Linked DNA regions of Homo sapiens: region 1 is linked to region 2. The links are chromatin contacts, found by Hi-C in ENCODE. All regions are on one chromosome and are shown on one strand. Each heading gives the region's core, a stretch centred on a gene start or an enhancer-like site at or near the end of the contact. The rest is flanking DNA. Distances are from core to core; before and after follow the strand shown.

Evidence for each region. Hi-C counts contacts between places; a loop is a spot of excess contacts on that map. Pooled maps may share reads with other maps.
Region 1: a map with no recorded cell type shows a loop between it and region 2 (2.0-fold over the local background). The contact joins two enhancer-like sites. A Hi-C loop is called at or near these places in 1 of 168 maps with a recorded cell type or tissue (prostate gland), 1 of 37 single-sample maps with no recorded cell type and 6 of 50 pooled maps.

What each region holds. Positions count from the first base shown.
Region 1 is chr7:28,032,811-28,036,695 of GRCh38, forward strand. The region is part of intron 1 of JAZF1 (JAZF zinc finger 1); the gene reads right to left. Among named protein-coding and RNA genes, the nearest start is that of JAZF1-AS1, 150 kb to the right of the region's middle. Within about 2 kb of position 2,026, at least 3 of the 41 ENCODE cell types and tissues checked have a DNase peak (open chromatin) inside an H3K27ac peak, as active enhancers do.
Region 2 is chr7:27,603,665-27,607,142 of GRCh38, forward strand. The region is part of intron 4 of HIBADH (3-hydroxyisobutyrate dehydrogenase); the gene reads right to left. LOC107986699 (a long non-coding RNA gene) reads right to left here. Exons shown (of 2, transcript XR_001744911.2): 2 at 1-2,866. Among named protein-coding and RNA genes, the nearest start is that of TSL, 11 kb to the right of the region's middle. Within about 2 kb of position 2,192, at least 3 of the 41 ENCODE cell types and tissues checked have a DNase peak (open chromatin) inside an H3K27ac peak, as active enhancers do.

The DNA.
Region 1 (3,885 bases), core at 776-3,275, 430 kb after region 2:
AGGAAGTAACATTAGCACAACGGGCCCAGTCTTTGACCCTAACCTGTGCCGCATCCACATGCTCTACCATCTCCCCTTATACCTCTTGGTCCTCCCACTGCAGCTCCAGCAACTCCCCTCAGCTCCCCACAAGGAGGCGAAAGCAACCCAACACAAACGTGTGTGCCCAAGCATCTCCTCTCAGTCCTTGACCCCTTCATCTTTACTCTCTAAAGATATTACTACAGCACCTTGCAAATTGAATTTAACAAAGGACCTATGTAAGTATGGTCTATGTTACTTAAGCAAACTAGATGGGGAGTCCATCTTTTCCATATCTACCCCTAGAACAAAGCAAAGTGCCTGGTACTTAGTTGACATAATGCTGACTCAAGTGAAAATAAGGAGACTGCACGGCCACTGGGATGGAACATCGATTATGCGATCAAAAGTCCACAAAAATAAAAACATTTCCAAGGAGTTAAAGAGGAAGACCACAGATTTGGAGCCTAGTGTGTAATGTGGATAAAGACTTGAGGCTGGCAAGGTGGCAGAGGACAATGGCACGAGGGCTGGAATGGCAGCAGACTGTGGCTCTGATTAGAAATGAGACACTCCAGGACCCAAAACTGGCTAGGCCTAGGGTACGCTCGAGCTGCACATGTAAGCCTGTGAAGGCTCCAAAGTTATTTGGGGAGTAAAACCCCTGGAAGAGAGAGGACGTACCGCTAATGAGAACTGAGGGTGTGGAGCAGGTTTGGGGAATTACTGTAATGTGACCACAGGGCACACCCCAGCTGAGGAAAGCAAGAACTCACCAGCTACCTGTGTAAATACTATCCTTTGTGCTTGACAGCAACTCCCCTTTCTTTCAAATGACATGCACCTCTTTCTTTCCTGATTTTCAAACAGCCCTGATTGCTAAACTTGTAATTGTGGTACTCTATGGGAACTCTTTTTTGGGGGGGCAATGGGAGGAGTCTCACTCTGTCACCCAGGCTGGAACGCAGAGACACGATCTCGGCTCACCACAATCTCCACTTCCTGGGTTCAAGCAATTCTCCCTGCCTCAGCCTCCTGAGTAACTGGATTACAGGCACCGCCACTATGCCCGGCTAATTTTTGTGTTTTTTTGTAGAGATGGGGTTTCACCACGTTGGCCAAGCTGGTCTTGAACTCCTGACTTCAGGTGATCCACCTGCCTCGGCCTCCCAAAGTGCTGGGATTACAGGCATGAATCATCACACCCAGCTGGAACTCTTAATTCTTTCTCAAATCAGTTAGTCCTGGTGCATAAGAAATACCAATACCTCTCTAAAAAAAAATTATCTTTTATGACTTTCTAAAATAAAACATCACAATATGAATTTCAAACTGTTCTGTGTTCTACTGATCCCAGGCAAAACACACACATGCACACACACACACGAAGTTTAAGTAGAACCTTACTTAAGCAATTTGAGTCAAAGGAACATGAGAATCTGAAAGGTTAGGATGGGTTTTTGTTCCCTTTGGCCAAATCCTAGAAGGCTTTGCCTACTGGGGGCCCCACTGCTTTTAAGACAAACAACAGGGAGAAGAACAATTGGAAGCACAAACAAATCCTTTCAGTTTCTTTTGTTATTTTGAGGCAGTCTTTGAGGGTGGCCAGTTATAATAAAAATATGAAAGAAAACTAATACACACACACACACACACACACACACACACACACTGATTTATAATTTTTATAATGGAGCATTTAATATTCACATTCTTGTATGGAAAATATTCTTATTTTTCCCAATCCTGCTTCATTCCAAAAGCATTTACAAAAGAGACAGCTCTGTCTTTAACTCACAAATGAGAAAACAGAGGCCAAACTGTGTAAGTGACTTCCCTATACTCACATACCCAGGTGTATGGCCAAGTTGGAATCTGAACACAAGTCTTTTGAATTAAAATGCCATAATCCTTCTAGAAAGTACAGAAATGACACCATCATCCTCTTAACAGAAACAGAGATCTGGATGAAATATCAAAAGACAAATCCTGCTTCCCTGTTCACTCAGAAAGGAATTTGCTATTGAGTAAAAGGTAAACATGCCATGGCCTCTGCAAACAAAGTGTGATTTTTTACTATCCTGTATATTAATGAAATACCATCACAGCCAGCAAGATGAGAACTTACAACGTGAAGCTAAGACATGAAGGCTGAGCCGTTACCGTCCTCAAATTGCAATCTTTTATATATATAAAAGAAATAGGCTGGGTGCAGTGGCTCAAGCCTATAATCCCAGCACTTTGGGAGTCCGAGGCAAGTGGATCACCTGAGGTCAGGAGTTCGAGACCAGCCTGGCCGACATGGTGAAACCTCATCTCTACTAAAAATACGAAAATTAGCCTGCCGTGGTGGTGGGCGCCTGTAATCCCAGCTACTTGGGAGGCTGAGGCAGAATTGCTTGAACCCAGGAGGTGGAGGTTGTGGTGAGCTGAAATCGCACCTCTGCACTCCAGCCTGGGCGACAAAGTGAGACTCCATCTCAAAAAAAAAAAAAAAAAAAAAAAAAAAAAAGAAAGAAAGAAACAGGCCCAATTTATCTGTTATAGTGTTGAAAAACATCAGTGTGGCATTAATCTCAAGTAAGTAAAAAAAACAGGAAAAGAATGAGAAACTTAAGAAATCTAAAGAGATAGAGAGTATCATCAAAAATAAATTTTTCAGAAAATATTTTTTCAAAACATGTTTAACAAACTCTTAAAAGCAAATAATCCACTCAATTTTGGTGTAGAGCCCTTTCTCCTAATGGATGACTGCAGGAGAGATGATTGTGGTTCCTTGCTTTACTTTTGGGAAGGGCTGGACGAGAGGAGTAAGCTGGAGGATAAAGTGCAGAGAAATTATGGCATGCATAGAAATTGTTAACATGTACTCATTAGTGAGTACACAGAGTGACAAGATGTAAACCAGAAAATATACACCCGATTAATATTTCTTCTGGGTTTTCAAAACCCAGCAAAGCTTTCAACCATTGTCCTGAACAATTCTCAATTTCAATTCTAAAGCAACAGCAACCTGAAACCCTGAGAACAGACCATAGACATGTATGACAATAAATACATGAAAATAAAGGAGAAAAATTAAATGCAATTGTCAAATAATATCTTTAAGTGGAAGAAGATATATTTGTGAAAATTCAGCAGGAAGACCTTATCTTTTTTTCTAACAATGTAACATACATAAAGTCCAATGGAGTAGCTCTAGCCTCTCTATAAGTACATGTATGTGAGATGATTGCCAAGGACCTTTGCAACTTTACTCAGTAAATTATAATCATTTCTTTGTCTTGATGCACTAATATGTAACAACTGTGGGGGAAAATACAAGTAAATAACACCTTCCCCCAACCAGTCATTTTAACATGCAGCACTCTGCAATAATTATGATTCCATTATACATTCAAGTCCACCAGGACAGCAGCCCTGCCTAGAATAAACTTCAGGTTAGAGTCAGTCTGATAAACACTGATTAACAAACTACTGACATAGTAACAAACTAAAACCTATCTGACTTCTATAGTGATTTTTTTCTTATGTTTTGTACAGTTATTGGGAGCATGCATATTATTTGAAAATATTAATAACCTGAAGTTGTTTTCCTTGTTTATTCTTCATCTGGTGCCATAGTCTTCACTCATTTTTGGGGGGAACAATGAGGATGCAAATAGAAGTGGTAGAGTAACGCAACCTCACTCTGCAGGCAGCTTTGGACACAGAGCATCTTGAAAAAGGCTCGCACTGGAGGAGGTAGGGTCATCTCTGGAGGACATTTGGGCTTCCTCATGGCACACAGATTATTCTGGGGCCTGCCCCAAATGCCATGATGCCTTGTGCCAAACAGAGGAAAGGAGGGAAAGCTACCTTCTT
Region 2 (3,478 bases), core at 942-3,441:
CATCTTTAATAACATGTATAAAGCCATTTCAAAGACTGAAATCCTAACTCTCAAATTTCACTAAATTAAATTTTATCTAAAACCAAGTAAGTTAAACATATTCCACTGTACATTAAAAATAAGATATGCAAAGACTCCCCAGTGTGTGCAAATGATACCAATAATTAAGAATCACATTTCGAGCTTTAAAACACTTCTATCTAAAAGAATCCAAAAGTGTGAGTAAATTGCTTTGACTGCTAACATTTACTTTCTGTAGTACTTTCTCTCCCCTTTTCATCCTAGCTCTCACCCCCACACCAACACACATACATAAAATAGATCATTTAGGCCAGTGGTATTTCAGTACATCGCCCCTCCTCCTCCACTTAGACAGTATTGCCTTTTATATCTATGTGGAGGTTCCCATGGCAACACTCACTTACACCAATACTATTTCCAACTGAAATGAGAGAATCCAAAATCTAAATGCTTCATTACTAAATAACATATACCCTAACAAGTAAGAATTGTTTTTCTCATTATCATTATTTTTCAATGTTTTTAGATTTCTGGAATTTCAGCAAAAAAATCATTTTAATATTATAGAAATAACTAGAAAAACAGTCATTGTAGGCAACTATATGTATGCATATCATTACATGAGATTTGTATGTGCTTACTCTTACTGCATAAAATTGATATGCTGAGCCAAGAAACCTCAATTATAATTATGAATAGTAAGTATAATTTTTACTAGTCCAGTTTACTCTATCAAATTTGATTTTTTTTTTTTTAATGTTGGCTACATAGCTCACAAAAGACCCTGGTGAGAAATTCTAACACAACAAGCCAAGAAGCAATTCATGGACAGCAGGAGGCAATTCCAGAACACAGGCATAATCTATAAAGAGAAACCTCTACAGCTTTTTGATGTTAAATAAGTAGAAATATTAGCATACAACAAAGCTAAGAAGCAGACTGTTGCATCAAGTTTAAAAGTAAAAATTTCAGGGTCAAATGTCATGAGTACCTTTGTCTAGACTACTTTCAAAAGTGAAATTTCCTAATTTTTAAAACCAAAAGGTCTCTTTTGGTAATACTGAAGGGTGCATATATTTAGTTTTAGTACAACACACATTCTCATCAAGTTATTCAAAATATAAGGGAGGGGAGGGTTTTGCTTTTAAGTGGGAACATCAAGGTGGGAGGTCAAACATTTACTTTGAAAACATATACATTTCTTAAAACAGGTTGTGCACATTAAGAAGCCTCAGAAGAGGCAAGAGTATAAAATGAGTAGCACTAAGCTTTTTGCTAAATGATCAAAGCTAAGCATTAAACATCACTCTGCATGGTGAATACATTTTTTAAAAGAATAAAAATCAATAGAATATACACTGAGCTTTATTTATTCTGACAACATATCCTATCACCTGGATAGCTGTATTAAGTAATTTAATTGTTTCTGCTACAGTTTATTAACTTATATTTATGGGTTCATAAAAATAGAACATGAATACGTATTTTAATGAAAAAAATCACACTTTTATAAAATTTATAATGAGCCTTTTTTTATTGTGCTTTTTACATTATCACTGTTTTAAAATGAGCTGATTCAAAAGACTATAAAGACTCCCTGAAAAACAGTACAGGAAACTCAAGAATTTACTTTCCCAAAAACAGCTTTTAAGACATGAACATGAACTGCCTAATGAATCTCATAGTTAGGCTTGTGAAAAGGACCAACTTGCACCTTTCAGAGGTTTCTCCCTCTTTTTAAAAATTCCCATACAGTAAAACCTGCTGACACTTTTTTTTTTTTTTTTTTTACAAGACCCAGGGAGGGGGGTGGAATCTTGCCACATGGTGGGGGGCGGGGATTTGAAATATTTGTGAGAATTTTTATACGCTGGATTCCCCTCTCCAGTGTTTAGACAAGCAAAAAAAAAAAAAAAAAAAAAAAAAAAAGCCAAATGTTAAATGCTTATTTTACTAAATGAAAAATAGCAATCCCCTCCAAATATTTCATTTTCATTTACTTTCGTTTTAATATCAACAACCTAAAAACAAATATTTAGAGTTTAGAAATCTTTTCAATTCTTTGCAGATACTTAACCTTGATATCAGATGTAGTTTTCAGTCAACTTCAAAAGTAAAATCGTTATATCTTTAACAAAAAATAATATATTTTATAATCCTTTTATCATTAGCAGGTTTGGATGCAATGCCACCTGGTGGCACAGATAAATTCTTAGCTGGACTTAGGTTTTTGGAAACTGAGCTGTTCTATGAAATACTAACCAACTCTTCTGACTACTCTAACCTCCTCCCAAACAAGTTATTCATCCCACAGTTTAACAATAAATGATCATTTTCATTTCAAAAATTTTAAGATTTTTAAGCAATTAAACTGTACATATGCACATGACAATTTCCTCAGCATTTAAACATCATAAAACATTTTTTTCATAAACCAAAATTATACCAAAGATTTACTTTTTAAAAGTTGAAATGTTTAAATATGGGGGAGGGGGTAAGATGGAGTAACCAAGTTGCTTTGTAAAATTACACTGTATAATTAATTCCATGGTAAGAATGTTTTTATGGTGTGTTTTGGTGACCTTTTATGACCATCAAGTTCACAATGCTGGTGGGCTGCCTTTTAATCCCTCCGCAGACAAAGGCCCTAAATAAACACAGATCCCTTCCTGGGAAAAAGTCCACTCTGGTTAAATGGTAAGGAAATGAGTAAATCATTAGTAATCTTTAAAGCCAAAGCTATAAACTCAAGTTACCTTAAGTTGAAATGAAAGTGTCCTGCAAGAGTTTCAAAGTTCTGTCACAGATAGAAATCTCCAGCTCTTGACTCCAGACTAGGCGCCAGCTGATAAACAAACAATTTAAGTCAAGAGCTGGAGAATTCCCAGCTTTTTCATTTAATGGCTTTGGCCAAGAGTATTTATTGCCTCCAGTTTTATTCTCACTTAGCTCTAAGAGGAAATTTAAACTCATCATTATCTTAAAGCCCCATATGGGTAGCAGTCAGCTCACCTGATAATAGCTCCTCTTACTCTGCACTGATTGTTGAGTCTCTACTAAAAGTGATGTAATAATATAAACTAATTAACCATAGTTTTAGGTTGACTTTTTAACAGGCTAAATAAATTTTGTTCAATATAGTTTACATTCCCACTTTGGATAGTTACAATTCCAAAAAGTTAAACTTTACAGTTTTCAGTAGAAACTACCAACTAAAATGGAAGAGGACAATGTAATCTCTCTCTCATTCTTGCATGCTCTGGTCTCTGGCACCCCCACCCCCTAACCCTTGTTCACTAGCTCCTCAATATTGCGTAAGGTAACTTTTCTGTATCAAATGTAGACTTTTCCTATTAGCTTGAAATATCCAGTGTTGCTCTATTTCCTAACAGAGCAAAGTGCAGGATTTAAGATGTAAATGCCGAATCATGAAAAGCTGTTGATTTTATATGTGTAC